2 separate regions of the Homo sapiens genome follow, and region 1 is linked to region 2. A link is a loop called in an ENCODE intact Hi-C map of the cell type or tissue named here. Cell type or tissue: GM12878. All regions are shown on one strand.

What was found. Peaks named below come from ENCODE experiments on the same cell type or tissue, not always from the same donor. Only the 100,000 strongest peaks of a DNase experiment are listed, where the experiment ranks them.
Region 1: it touches region 2 in a loop (2.7-fold over the local background); 2 of 110 quality-filtered maps call a loop at or near these places.

Annotation. Positions count from the first base shown.
Region 1 is chr2:195,848,163-195,856,162 of GRCh38, forward strand. It overlaps DNAH7 (dynein axonemal heavy chain 7), which reads right to left. Exons shown (of 65, transcript NM_018897.3): 45 at 7,649-7,829; 46 at 5,181-5,366. Among named protein-coding and RNA genes, the nearest start is that of SLC39A10, 190 kb to the left of the region's middle. In GM12878, no CTCF peak of the experiment used is centred here; no DNase peak of the experiment used is centred here.
Region 2 is chr2:196,064,761-196,072,760 of GRCh38, forward strand. DNAH7 (dynein axonemal heavy chain 7) reads right to left here and starts at 4,077. Exons shown (of 65, transcript NM_018897.3): 1 at 3,937-4,077. The coding sequence starts at 3,951. RefSeq lists enhancers at 3,369-3,418, 3,899-3,988. In GM12878, CTCF peaks have their summits at 2,244 (motif pointing left) and 3,689 (motif pointing left); a DNase peak (open chromatin) is centred at 3,711; H3K4me3 peaks cover 1,500 bases; H3K27ac peaks cover 511 bases.

The DNA of each region.
Region 1 (8,000 bases), 220 kb before region 2:
TCCCTCAGGCTCCTGCTGAGTAGGCTGGACCAACATTCCTTGAGGTTTGCACAAGAAAGGGCATCACAGTTTTGGGGGAATTGATGACATTCATGACCTTGATAAGCCTGTTAACATTATGCAGAAGCCCCACAACTGGGTCTGTATGGTGTTCCATCATGATTCCTGGCACCATGCCAGGTTATGCATCTTTGGCAGAAATGTCACAGAAATCATGTGCTCTTCTCATTGCATCCATCAGATGGCACACAATTTCATTTCTGATGACACTTTGATGTTCATTTACTGATGACACTAATTTTTATCACTTGATTAAAGTGTTGTCTGCCAGGCTTCTGTGTCATAATTATATGAGCTTATGTGTGATTATAGATTCTTCAGATGGTGGGATGCAACGCAAAGACACTCAGATAAATGAAAGGCAGAACTCTGTTAGTTATAGCTCCAAATGGAGAAGGCTGCACACAGGGCCACACAGGTGTTGTCAGGAGACAGTGTAGCATCAAGCTAGAGCTGTGGGAGGCAGTTTATATATGGTAAATGGGATGGAATTAGCTGGGTTTCACATGTTTCCTGGGGGTTGGGTATTTTGAATCATTCTGTGGTTGCAAGGAAGAAGGGGCTGTCCCTGGTATCTGGGGGCCTCTGGAAGCTATCTATTGTAACCCGGGAGTGTTCCAGCCTAGTAAAGAAAATGGTTGGGGTGAGGGCTTAGCAAACTACTTACAAGAAAGAATTCTGCGTTTTTAACTGTTATTTAAAATGGTTAAGACAGCACTTGTGAAATATTATATTATAACTTCCCCACTGTTAAATTGCTCTTTTCCCCATTCCCTTTGCAGGTAATAAGCATTCTGCGGGGAGATACTTTGTAACCATGAAAATGTCCTGTTTTTTTCAAACATTCAATTTTTTTATTACTAATTTATGTCAGCATAGATTCATCTTTTTCATATTTTATCCAATGAGTTATGTTACTGTCACTATTTATTGCGATGCTGAAATTGTCCAAGTTTGGCCAGTGGGAATACCCTTAAGCTAAATTCTGTGTCCTTTTGACATGGCCCCATCTTTCTCTGGGTACTTCCTTACTCTTGCTCAAAAAAGACATTTCAGCTTTATCTTACAGTGAAGTCCAAGATAGCCAAAGATAATCTTCCTACTTTAAGCTCAGTTGACTAGCAACCATAATTCCATCTGCAAAGTCCCTTTGCCATGTAACGTGGCATAGTTACAGATACAACACTTGGAGGTGAAGATCATAGGGGCCAAAATTCTCCCTAGCATAAGTACTTAATAAATATCATCTGGCTATTTTGTTTTATTTGGTTGTTGATATGAGGAACAGATGGTATTGCTACGTAGGGAGGAGGGACAGATAGCATTTCCAGTTTGACTTCTATACACAGTTGCTTCTGGCATGTTTTATTTTTAATTTTTTAATTATTATTTTTTTGAGACGGAATCTTAACTCTGTCACCCAGGCTGGAGTGCAGTGGCATGATCTTGCTCACTGCAACCTCTGCCTCCTGGGCTCAAGCAATCCACCCACCTCAGCCTCCAAGCAGGACTGGGACTACAGGCACACACCACCATGCCCGGATAATTTTTTGTATTTTTTGTAGAGACAGGGTTGTACTATGTTCCCTAGGCTGGTCTCAAACTCCTGAGCTCAAGCAATCGGCACACCTCAGCCTCCCAACATTCTGGGATTACGGGTGTGAGCCACCTCACCCAGCACTACTGGCATGTTTTGTTCCATTTGTTTTCAGGCTGTAGGTTGGCCTACAGACATTTTGGAGAGGTCTGCAAGCTTTCTTGGATCTAGCTTGAAGCTGGAGTAGGCATGCTAGCCTATGACATAGGGAAGAAGTAGAGAAAATAGAAGCAATAGTTTCTGCAGAATGCTCAGCTTAGAGTTGACAGGTATAGTATGTTACCACAGATGAACTCTGGATTAGCAATTTAAGAGGCCTAATTACATGTCTATAAGGGTGTAATATCAGAGAATAACCAAAATGAGCATGGAGGACTCCGAACAAGCATCTCAAAATTCAAGCCAATGGCCTTGGCTGGTAATCAGGTGATGAGCTAGATGGTGGATTTGCTGGCATAAGGTCATGAAAAAAAAAAAAGGGGAGAGAGAGAGAGATGGTAGAAGTGGAAAACTGGCCATTAAGAGTGTCATCTTGGTGAAAATACCCAACACCATTAAAACAGTTTCTACTTTGGTTATTGGCAGATAAAGGTCAATTAGAAGGTTCAAATTAATTCAAATCCAGGGCTTGTATATTCATAATAGCACTGTAGGATTCTGTTTTGGAAAATGGCACAGGCATTGCAGTTGAGAGCTGTGGGCCCAGTTACCCTGGAAGAATTGGATTTTCCTATGTTTTATTTATGAAAAGTGCCAGGAATCTATAAAAGAGTTGATAAATAATTGACGACTACTCAGATTCAAGCTTGGAGGGGAAATGCAGCTATTTATTGAGGGCCCTTGATATCCAGAGACTTGAAACCCTTTGATGTCAGAAAAGCACCAAATGTTGTAAGGTCTCTTAGTTTGGGTTCCCTGAAGCAGACTGTGGGATGAAGATTCATGTGAGGGGACATGCTGAGGAAAGGATGCAGGGGGAAGCAGGACAAGGAGGAGTAGAAGCCAATAAAGGGTGAGGGACCAGCCTAAGTTCTGCAGCAGGTGGCCTCGTTAGATGCCACAGGGAGCCTCCATAGTGTAAGCTATTCCTTGGAGCTGTCCCAACCAGGGGGAAGGGAGAGAGACTCCCATGCTCCCTTCAATTATTCATTAAGGACTGCTCAAGAGGGAAGTACATTCCCAGGCACTTCTTGCTCTCCAAACACTGGGTAAAGTGGGTTCTAGGAACCCAAGGGAAGTCTGACAGAAAGAGCCACAGGTGCTAGTCGTTGGGTGTGAAAGCACACAGAAGCCAGGAAGGGCTCTGGTCAGAGCCCTGATGTTTGCCATCCAACCCTTACGCTGAGAATTGAATGAGACAGTTTTGATGGGAAATAAACTGCTCGCTGTTTTGACCTGAGAGAAACAGATAAAAGAGTGAAGATGACAAAGTGGGACTCAGAATTAATCCACAGGAATTCCTTCCTGTGACATGAGAGTGACATGAGAGATTTGTTAAGGAAAGTAAAAATTCAGGTTGATCTAGCGAAGCAAGGAAGGAATAAAATTGCCTTCAAGCCTTCACAGAGATGAGGTGGCATGGGATGAAGTGACTACTTGAATCAAGGGTTCAGACAGTGAATGAGTTCACAGAAGGCACTCTGAGCTTTGGCATGTCTTGTGTCTAAGTTGAATGTGGCTTTGTGTCTGTCAGTAAATTTCCAAGTCTCAGTTCACATGCTTAAGGCACCCTTGAAGCATTTGTGTGGTGGTCTGACTAGCAGCCCCCCATTCTGATAGTAGCTAGGTGATGATGGCAAAGTCAGAAGAGGCAGTCCCTTGGACTGAGTCTGTCAGAGAGGGCCTGGTTGGGAGGATGGTACATCTAGCTCTCCAAGCACTGGGTAAAGTGGATTCTGCTAGTGCACTGGGTAGTGCTAATACACTTTCTGCTGAGCTCTGGAATGCTAGACAGGAGCCAGTGCAGACACCTAGTGATGTGCTCTGAACCAGCAGGGAAAGGTAAGGGTGGCTGAAGCTACTCCTTTTATTGTTCAAAATGTCAATGTAGGAGAGTAGGAAGAGTGCTAAATTAGGATGCAGGTAACCACTGAGTGCTAAAGACAGAAGCACCCACTAGGTGAGGATTTTAAACATTTAGTTAAAAACAACACCACTGGCAGGGCACGGTGGCTCACGCCTGTAATCCCGGCACTTTGGGAGGGCAAGGTGGGCAGATCATAAGGTCAGGAGATTGAGACCATCCTGGCTAACATGGTGAAACCCCGTCTCTACTAAAAATACAAAAAATTAGCCAGGCGTGGTGGCGGGCACCTGTAGTCCCAGCTACTTGGGAGGCTGAGGCAGGAGAATCGCGTGAACCCAGGAGGTGGAGCTTGCAGAGAGCCGAGATCGCACCACTGCACTCCAGTCTGGGCGACAGAGGGAGGCTCCTTCTCAAAAACAAACAAACAAACAAAAAAAGAAAAACACCACCACCAAGAGTCAACCCTCCTTAGGAGATAGTTCTGAAATTAAATGAGGCTCAATTGAGACCACGTGTAAGCCAATGCTCAGTGAAATTATAAAGCCCTATACAAAGGGGATGTAACATGTACTCTTTCTCATTTGACACCAAAAACTATTGCCAAATGTTCTGAATTCCTCCCTTCTTTTATTCTCATTATCATCCCTCCCATTTTTTCTTTTAGTTATCTTAATTTTTCTAAATCTCTTTGCCTGCTTTGATAGGGCCATGACCCAGGTTGGATTCCAGTTCCATTTTTCTAAAAAGAGCTGAATAGTATGTTGGGTCTCTCATTCAGTAAAAACTAAAAAGTGGAAGAGAAAGGCAGGAAGAATAATTAGGATTAACTCCTAGGGTTAGATGTTCCGCCAGGGAGAAGAAAGAGGCAGAATCAGTCAGAGAGGTGGGAGGCAAGGCAGGGAACGTGGGGTTTGTTTTCTAAGGAACAAAGCCACTTATCAACAGGGTTTTAGGCAGGCTCACCTTTTCCTCCCTTCAAGTTTCATTCCCTGAAATGATTTTGAAATGGCTTGTTATTGAGACTGATAGGAAACAGCTGATGAAGTACACACACACACACACACACACACAGAGAGAGAGAGAGAGAGAGAGAGAGAGAGAGACAGAGTTCTGATACCTTTTTACAGTACTTGCTTAGGAACTGAGATGTTATCAGTAGAGGCTACCATTTTCCCATTACTTTTTAAAAAAAATTTTATTTTTAATCAGGCAGCCCCAAACTAGAATAGGTTCAGAGACTCCCCATTTTCACATTACATTTTAAAGTAGATATTTTTGTTTTTAAAACAATTAGATTTTTGAAGAGTATATTATATGCATCTTTTGGCTAACCAGCTAATTTACAGAATAATTAAAATACACAAGCAGAAATCATGCAAAAATACCTTCCTCCTTGTACTTAACAAAAAACTGAAACCAAAGTAAAACAAAACCTTGAAGGGTTATATTGGCTGTGATGGGCAGAGGGTCAGGAAGAGATGGAATAGTGTCCCTTACCTGTCTATAGGTGGATGTGAAGGCTCCGAGGTAAGCAACCACTCCGGAGGAAATGAGGATATCCCCAGTCAAGTTGATGTACAGCTGACCTAGCTCCAGAGCTGTGTGGCTCCATCGAGTTTTCTCACCTCCAAGGCCTCCAATCAACTGTTCAGCTCGTTCTAGTTTTTTGCTGCAAAGGTCAACCTCGAAAATAAAAGTGAGCTTTTATCAACATTTACAAGTATAAGAAGTTTAAAATTCTGCAAGATTTTACCCTCAGAAGTGAATTATTATTTTTAATGACAGACTTCTGCCTGGGATTTCCTATATCACTATGATATAGGAAAGTCCATGATATTTTAGAATTTGTAAATATAAAGTGTCTAATATAATTCATGAAATTAATAATGAATGAATATTTACCATATAATACAAAGAACAGCTGTATTTAGGAAATGACATACAGTACAAGACACTGAAAGTTAATTAATAAAGGACATTCTTCTGCAAATATAGATATTTTCCCTCCATTTTAAATAATCTAGATGCATTTTGTTTTAAATATTCTACAAACATTTTCCCCTCATTTAACTTATATCATGGCCTTAAAGGTTAAGTGTTTAAAGGTTTTAATAATTTATGATTATTTACAAAGCACAATTTTCAGGTTGTTAAATTGTGTCAAACTACTCAGGCACTTGCAATTCAGCTTAAATTAGGACACCAATCAATAGCTGAGAGCCTATTTGGTGCATAAGACTGTCAACCAAATGTGATTATATGTAATTAAGCAATATGATAACAAAAGAGAGATAATTACAAAGGTGGCAAACTTGGTGAAAAGTTATTTCAGTTCACACAATAGCAATATTCCAGCAGAATATGTGAATTATTTTGATTAAATTTTTAAGTACCTTAACATCATTATTCTTGGAAGAAGATGAGATTAAATAAAGCTTATCTTGATGTTCAAAAATAATTACATGAAAAGATAAATTCAACAATCAACAAAAACGAAGACATTTAGGTTATTTTGGAATAGGAATTTGGCTTGTGCTTTTTACTAATGTTATTAGCATGTATATCAAGTCAATGATTTTAGATTAAAAGATGTATAATTCTGTATCAATTTATCTAAAGATAGATTTGAAAAAAGCAAATGGTATGTAATTGCAGTATTTGTGATACTTCCTAAATTTAATTTTTTTCCCTTTTAATGTTCCCTCTTTAAATATCTTTTGTCTTTCTAGTTTCTTTCCTCACCTATTCTTCTTTCAACAATGTTTATGATAAACTGAATCAGGTCTTGGACTATGGCAAAGTTGCCATCAGAAACTACTAAGTAAAAATATTTTGGCTAAAATTTTACCTCCAAAAGCACATTTGTAATACACATATATGCATATGTTCATTTTATATTACCATAATTTTCTAATATTTTATCATAAAAAATAAAATTTTCAAACATATAGGAGAGTTGAAAAATGTTTAAAGAGAGCAACTGCATAACCATTTGTTGGTTATATTATTTAAACTAAAACTGATCATTCAAAAATCATGCCATAATATGTTACACTTCTAAAGATTAGCACAATGTCTTACATTTGTGCAAATACAGAATACAGGATAGTTACTATAGAAAGAGGCAGTCTGGTGTCCTGGAAAGAGTACAGCTATTGGAATCAGGCTGCCTGGGTTCAGGTCTCAGACTTGATGCTCAGAAACTGGGTTGACGATGGACAAGTTGCTTGATCTTTCTGTTCTTTAGTTTCTTCAAAATGGTACAAAATCATTACTTCCCTCAAAAGGTTATTGTGAGAATAAATAGTATAATATGTAATGTTCTTAGAACAACCGGCCTTTGTACATAATAAGCATTCAATAAATGTTGACTGTTATAAAATATTATGAATTTCTTCTGGCCCATAATCAGACTTTAGCAGTTAATTTTTCCAAATGGTATCACTAATTAAGTTAGAGTAGTATTTTTAGTCTTGAAAATATTTTTAGTAGATACTGTGTGGTTCTGAGTATTGAGTTCTAATTTCAGCTCTGCCATACAACCTACGTCACTTAACATTTTGGTTCTCAATTTCCTTACTTGCAAAGTGAAAAATGATTAAATAATCTAGCTCAATATTATATTCTAGTAATCTAAGGCAGACAGACTGACATTTTTTTTTTTTGGAAAGGCCCAGAGAATAAATATTTTAGTCTTTGTGAGCCAAGCAGCAAAACTGAGGATATTTACATATTTCATGGGTATTTATATGGCCATTAATATGTAATTATTTTAAAATGTCAAAACCATTATTAGCTCTTGGGCCACACGAAAACAGGCGATGGGCAGATGTGGCCTGCGGGTCATAGTTTGCCAATCCCTGACCAGGAAGGAAACAGGACTGGTGTGTTATGTGCTAGTACGAACATCATTCTTAGTTACGATAACTGAGAATTTGTCCATCTTTTTCTATATCAGCACACACCTGGTTTTCCAGGTCAGCCTTCTTTTGTTTATTTAATTCAAGTGTGTCTTGAAGCCTGGCCAGCTTGTCCTGAACTTCCTTAAGGGCTGCCTGCTTCTTTCTAAGACCATCCATGGCAATTTTAAGCTCCCCTTCAGCTGCAGCCAGTTTTATCTTTTTGGGAGCTACTATTTTTGCCACTCTGCAAAAAGTAAAATTGAAAAATTAAATATTCATTTAATATTCCAGTACACTTTCTATCACTGAATTTACTTTTCTAATACCCTTACTATAACTGAAAACACTTCTTTATGCAAAAATCTAAACCGATTTCCATATTTCCTGTTTCATCTAACAATCATCCAAACTTGAT
Region 2 (8,000 bases):
TTCTCAATGATTTTCACAGCTGTATAGTACTCTGTGAGCATAGTACAATGTATCCATTCCATTCTCTAGCGAATGAACATTTAACTTATTTCCAATGTTTCTCTATTACAAAAGATGTCTCAGCGAACTCCTTGGGCATGTATTTTAGTATAAACACACACAGTTCTTAGGCATGTATCTCATATATACATACATATGTGTGTATATGTAACATAAATATATATGTGCATCTCTGTTTTGTCCCTTTAATTCCATTGGTTTATTATCCATAAAAAAATTTGTATTATATTGCCTAATTTACTATGATTCCTGATAGGTCTTGATATCTGTAGGGCAATTCCCTCCACTTTACCTTTCTTAAAAATTATCGTAAACAATCTTGACCTTTTTTCTACCATGTGAAATTTAGGATCTACACTGCATGAAATTTTTTAGGACAATGATAGAAACACATTGAATACTGACTCTTCTCTCTTTTGAACACAATGTATTTCTTTACTTATTCAGATTCTGGGAGCATATCCTTCAGAAACATTTTGTAGTAGTCTTCATAAGGGTGTCATATGTCTTTTTTAGACTTATTCTTAGGTATAAATATTTTAAATGAAAAATTCATCATAGGAACTCAACAACTGTTAATCCAACTGATTTATGGACAGGGAACTATGAAGATTGCATCCATTTATAATAATGTCTGTGATGGTTGTGCTCTGCCTCAGATCAATTCTTTACCCTCTTCTTCCTGCTCTGTGCCTGGGAGGCTGAATTCTACAGATGGACATCATCTGTGCCTTCAGTTCTCTGACTTCTAATAGGAATTATCCAAAAAAGGCACCAGGAGGAGACTGAAGAGCAGGAGGGCAGAAAGTTTAGGATATTTGTTTCCTAGTCTTCCCTGTTCCCTGTTGTTCTGATAGTGGCTGAATTCTTCCAGACCTCAGCTCCTGTCAGGAAGCTACCATTCCAAGCGTCTAGCACTCATCAGGGTCTGAGAATAATGTTCAGTTTCAATGACCCATCAGGCCTAGCCATGGTAATGGCATCCTACTGTCCTACTGCTGTTAATCCTTGAGTGTCTCTTCATCCCTCGTGGTTCTCTTAACCTTACCTTTCATGCTTCCAAAGGAAAACTACACTCTAAATTAGCATAAATGAAATTCTCAAGATTAGTTTTTAACCTTACCAACACCTCTACAAATGGTCTTTTTATAAATGTTCTTCAGTTAAGTCCTTTTGAGTATGCCATCTGTTTTCTGTTGGGATCCTGACTAATATAATTTTACATTCTAAAATTAAAATTGCTAAGGAGTCTGGGTCTTCCTTAAATAGCCTGGCTTTGCATTTTGTTTTTACTTCACTGATTTTCACCTACTTGACTGCTGGAAGAGATGTCATAAACCTGGGATAGCCCAAGTATTAACCCTCCTGATCAAATGACTAGAATCTATAAATGTGTCTGGTTAAATCAACAATAACCTCTCAAAATTTCATAGTACTGATTTAAATATAGTTGTCAGTTGTCACACGTTTGAGTTCTGGTTGTTAAAGTTATCACCATGCTGTTGGTCTCATATCCAACTTTTTTCATTCTTTCCCCTTTTTAAGCAATGACATTTCAAAAACATGATGAAGGAAAATGGAATGAGCATCACATCATATAAACACAAATTACTTGATTCCATAACTAGAAAAAGTGCTGGGGTAGAAAAAGACTGACAGCTTTTTCCTCTTCTCTGCCCACAATCTGTAGTATATCTGTGGGGAGCTTCCTGGTCTTCGGATATTTGTGCCTTTAAACCTCTCAAAGTTTTTCAACTGATACTAAAAATGCCTTTTAAAGTTTTAACTCATTTTAAAAATGAAATGAGCAATTGCAAAAGATTTACATTTCTTCTAAATGCCTAATTTAAGAGAAAAGCCCAGACTGCTATTCCTGAAAAATTCCATGTCACTCTCAACCTTCCACTAATGAGATGAATATGTTAAAATCTCCTTCAGCAAATACGATTTTACCACCTGCTCACTTTCTCAAACTGAATGAATATACAAGTAAATGTCACATAAAAAATGGCATTTCCAGAAGTTTAATCCATTCTGTTTGTTTTAGGTTAAAACATAAAAACTTTCATCCTTCCAAAGGAAAGCTACACTCTAAATTAGCATAAATGAAATTCTCAAGATTAGTTTTTAAATTACAAATCAACCAAAACAGTGATAGAGGGCCCTCTGCTGTTCAAAAATAGTAAGTGGAAAATGGAAATCATGTCCATTCTTTTAAGATCCCGCTGCCTCTTCAATAAATCACAACCTTTCTGGAGGGGGAGTGAGAGACTAGGGTGTCATTTCCCAACATCACTTTTATAAAGATGAAGCAAAATTTAGAACTTAACGGCTGGTGGGTTTTTTGTGGATACTTTTTAGTTGTAGATGGGTAAGTTAGGGGAATTGTGAAAAACAGCTATTGAGAAATACCATTGGAAATGTGGTAAAAGTGTATTTTAAACTCTAACAACGTAGGATATGGTTCAAGATCTGGCCGAAGACTAACTTGGGCAACAAGCAAAGAAGCTGCTCAATATATAATAATGGTGACAGTAACAAATGTTATTTTTTAAATCTGATTACATTAATATCATGTAGAAAAAAACTAGTAAGATCTATTAAACAATTGCTCAGTGTTTTTGGTTACTTGTATCTGAACTTTTTGTTTTTTGCTTGTCATTTACTCTTTTATTATTAATACCAATACTAATTATACTTTAGCATATGAATCAGTGTCCATTTCTTAGTTCTTAAATTATACTTATTTTTTTAAAAAGGTTCAAACCAAATTTTCTTGAGCATTTCAGGTATTAATTACTTATTTGATGAACTAACCAATCAGGATCTTCACATAGTTCTGTTAGTAATGTACAACTCAATGGATAGGAGACTAAATCCGTTTTAATACTGTTTCCACAATAAATTCTAACACTACCGAAAAAAGCATTATAAAGCAATAAAAAAGAAATAATTACCGTTTAATATTGTTTAAAAGCTAAATGAAATTTGCAGGCTTAAAAACAACTGTTTTTCTTCCAGGAGGTTTATAGAGTCCTTTTCCTTATTCATCACTACGTAGAAAGCTAGAGTTATTTTCTAGCTAGCCAGAATAATGACCACGTTTAATATCTTCCCATTCTGTGCTGATATTAAGACGACTGACCATTGTTCTGCCTTTCTGTTAGTTGCTCTTAAGTTCAATAAAGAAAGAATTCTTAGAAGAAAAAGGAGAGAAAGACAGAAAGGAAAAAAACGAGAAAAAAAGAGAAAGAAAAGCAGCTATTGCAAAGTGCATCTTTTATCACATACCATGGAATATCATCTTAAGAAGTGCCATATGTCACTTACCAAGGCCTTTCATGTATAGTATAATATTGTATAGTTATGGTATGGCATGGTATCTAATTTGAAATTGACAACAACCTCAAAAAGAAGAAAAGTTGTTCTGATGTTTCCCCCGCTCTGCATAAGAGGTGGGAGAACTAAGGCTTACAAAGACTAAGAGATTTGTCCAAAGTCACATGGCTAGGAGTTGGCTTCGATTCCCACCTTAGAACCCAAACCCGCTGCAACTCCTCGCAGAGCCGCCTCTCACCCAAGCACACCGCCATTAGCACTCTGGGGGTGCTCTGGGCTGTGGCTCCCCCTGCTGGCGCGCCGCTAGGCGGCTAGGTTTGGTTGTTATGACGACCAAGGGCAAACAGCTGGGAAGGGAACTTATAAGGGCATTCACGGAAAGCGCTCAGTAACCCAGGCCACAAGTGGGGTGAAGGAAGCTGTACACCGCGGAGTCACAGCTGGGGAGTTCGCTAGGCAGGAGGGGCTTCCACCACTTCCGAAACGCCTGGGAAGCGTCGCGGCGGCGGCGAGCCTGGCAAAGAGCAGCCCTCTCACCTGCTCACTGCTCATGGCTGCGAGGACGCGCTGGCCTCACCGGTGCTTCTGGGTTGCTCCTGCCCGCGGAACCCCTAGGACGATAGAGGCAGGGCCCCGGGACTTGCAGCGGTCTCAGCTCCCTCCGCACCAGAGCCGTCTAGCGTCCGGGCAGCGTTTGTTGCTAAGCAACGGGCCCGCGCAGGTTCCATTTCCGGTCATCTGTTCCTTCTGGGGCTGGACCCGGAAGCTGGCGCGCGGTCCCGCAAGAGGAGCTTTCTGGGGCGCTGCTGCCAGTGTTGTGAGGTCTAAGGTGTGCGTTGAATAACCAAAGACACTGGGTGGGTCTCCTCCAATATCCTCTGATTACTGAAGTAGATCCTCACACTTCCGCACCCTCCTTCTAAATAAGCCGGATGCCCAGGACTGCTGCCTTAACCCCTCAGAGGTCTCGGAGAAACACTGGAATGAAATGATTACAGATTTCATTGCTAATGTGGGCGAGTGGAGTAATGCGAGGCAGGATCCAGTAAACACCTTTCATTATTCATGTGCTTCCAACCCCTGTGCTGTTGACTCTTCCCACACTCCAGAAAACTATCCTTTGGAAGAATACCAGTAAAGGAACCTTCCAACAATTCTTGAAACCAACATTCACAGATGGTTTACTACATGAAAAGTGGTGTGCTAAGCACAAATGTGACCAAGACATCCATTCGCCACAGGCTGGGGGGTGTCCAAGCCAAGCACTTACCGTGTAGTGGAGACGGTGCTAAGAATGGCAGTCCTCAGTGAGAACATAAAGCACCAACTAATTTTCTCATGGAGGGCATGGAAGGGATGTGGAAGCTGAAATGTGAAGGAAGAAGAAATGCCAGGCAAAGAATGCCGGGCAAAAAGCAGGTCACATACAAAGGCCTGAGACAAGAGAGCATAGCTATTGGAAGCAGTGAAAATGGTTCTGAGAGGTCGATGAGTAGGTTTGGATAAAGGGGATTGGAGCCAGTCTAGAGAAGAAGCTGAGGTGATAAGCAGGTGATATATCTTAAAGGACCCTATAAAAGGGCAGGAGTTTGGATGTCAAAAGCAACTGACCTCCACTGAAAAGTTTTATGCTAAGAAATGGCAGAATTCCATCCTGAAATTAACAAGGAACCCCAAGGGGTCATAAATAGCCAAAACAATCTTGAAATTAAAGAACAAAGTTGGAGTACTCACACTTCTTGATTTCAGAACTTACTACAAGACTATAGTGACCTTAACAATTTATTTTCAACAAATGATGCTGGGGAAACTAAATGTCCATATGCGGAAAAAAATGCAGTTGGACCTTTACCTAAAAACATCATATACAAAATTATCTCAAAATTGATCAAAGATGTAACTGTAAGGTCTTAAACTATAAAACTCTTAGAAGAAAACTTAGAAGAATCGCTTCACGACATTGGATTTGGCAGTGATTTCTTGGACATGACACCAAAACGACAAGGAAAAAATAGACAATTCGGCTGCATCAGAATAAAAAACCTTTGTGCATCAAAGAATACTCTCATCAGTAAAAAGACAATCCACACAGGCCGGGTGTGTTGGCTTACGCTTGTAATCCCAGCACTTTGGGAGGCCGAGGCAGGCAGATCACGAGGTCAGGAGATCGAGACCATCCCGCCTAACATGGTGAAACCCTGTCTCTACTAAAAACACACACAGAAAATTAGCCGGGTGTGGTGGTGGGCACCTGTAGTCCCAACTACTCGGGAGGCTGAGGCAGGAGAATGGCATGAACCCAGGAGGCGGAGGTTGCAGTGAGCCGACATCACACCACTGCACTCCAGCCTGGGCGACACAGTGATACTCCGTCTCAAAAAAAAAAAAAAAAAAGTCCACAGAATGGAAGGAGATATTTGCAAATCTGATGAGGGATTAATGTACAGAATATTAACAAGTGTTAATGAGGATGTAGAGAAATTGGAACTCTTGTGCACCACTGGTGGGAATGTAAAATGGTGCAGCTGGTATGGAAAACAGTATGGCAGTTCCTCCAAAAATTAAAATAGAAATATATTATGATCCAACAATTCCACTTCTGGTACAAACCTAAAGAAGTGAAAGCTGGGACACAAACATACATACATATATATATACATATATGTATATATATGCTCATATTTATAGCAGCATTATTCACAATAGTCAAAAGGTGAAGCAACCCAAATGTCCCTTGATAGACAAATGCATAAACAAAATGTAGCATATACATTCAGCCTTTTAAAAAGGAAGGAAATTCTGATACATTGCTACATCTGCTGCAACATGGATAAACCTTGAAGACATTATAACTGAAATTAGCCAGTCACAAAAGAAAGAAATACTGTATGATTCCACTCATCTGAAATACATAGAGTAACCAAATGTATATAGAAAGAAATTAGAATGGTGGTTGCCAGGGACTGGGAGAGGGAGGGCCAAGAAAGGGAATGAGGAATTAATGTTTAATGGGTACAGAGTTTCAATTATGCAAGATGAAAAAAAATTTGAAGACGAACGATGGTGATGGTTGCACCACAATGTGAATGGACTTCATGCCACTGAATCGTACACTTGACAATGGTTAGAATGATAAATTTTATGTTATATATGTTTTACCATAATTTTAGAAATTTGTTTTAAATATCCTTAAAGTAAGAGGAGGAAAACTGAAACCAAAAAATAAAGAAGGAAAAATGACAAGATCATATTCCCATTTTACAGAAATCACCCTAATTTCAGCATGGTAGAGGGATAGTAGGTAGGTGGGACTGGCAGTAACAGAGAAACCTGTTAGAAGACTATTACAAGAGTACAGTGAGGGATGAGGATGGCTGGAACTGAGCCAATGACAGTAGGAATGGAGTGGACACATTCAAGAGATATGTGGGAGATGACTTAAGATGTGGATGTTTAAAGGTAAAAGGTTGAGGATCATTTTACTGCTTTGGATACCTGAATGGATGGTGGTATCGTTCACTGAGTAAGAAAAAGGAGGAGAATAAACAGGCTTTACAGAGAAAGTGATAAGTCCAGCATTGGGCAGATTGAGTGTGAGATATCTATAGGACATGGAAGTGTGTATGTGGCTGGTAGACACTGCACATATTGGTCAGAGCTCAGAAGATAATTCCTGGGCTAAGGACATGGATCTGAGGCTTACATATAAATGACATCTGAATCCATGAGCATACATGAAATGGTTCAAGGAGTATGTAGGGACAGAACGGAAAGGAACCTAGTAAAGAAAAAACTAAAACCTAAACACTACCAATCTTTATGAATTGGATAGAGGGGGATCCTGCAAAGAAAATCGAGAAAAAGTAGCTAGATATAACAGGGAACTCAGAATATAGAATCATAGAAACAAAGAAAAACAATATTTCAGGAAAAAGAATATAGAGAACAGTATCAAAAGCTTCTGACAATATGTAATCTAAGGATTTAAAAGTATCCATTGGATAGAGTGCCAAGGAAGTCATTGGTGAACATGGCAAAGGAGTTTCAGTACAATGCAGTGGGAGGATTTGGGGCCAGATTCCAGAGGCTGAAGAGTGAAAGGAGGGAGACTGCCAGAATAGACAATCTTCAGAAAGTTTAGGTTATGAATAAGAGAGATAGACTGGGGACTGAATGGATTCAGGGAGAGAGGCACTATATTTTTTCAAATAGGAAAGTTTTGTTTGTGTTTAAATGCAAATAGGAAAGGAGAAGATGAAGATAGAGGAAAAAGTAAAAGGAGATAGGATTAATTTCAGATGGAGAGATCTTATAAGCACGCCTTGTAAAAGGAAGAAGAAGGAAGGATGAGTGGAAATGTGGGTGTTTAAAGCTTGCTTGTGTGTAGTTGGGGACATCCCCCCCCAAAAAAAATGAATTTTATTTTTTCTGTGGTATAGAAAGCAAAATCACCTTTCAAGAACGAGAAGAAAGGTAGGAGGCAGGGGATGGTCAAAAATTTGAGGAGGAAGAAGTTTCAATGACTATGTGGCAGAAATGGAGAGAGAACAAAAGTGATTAAAGAAATAGAGGAAAAGCTCAGCTGAAGTTGAAGCCTCTGA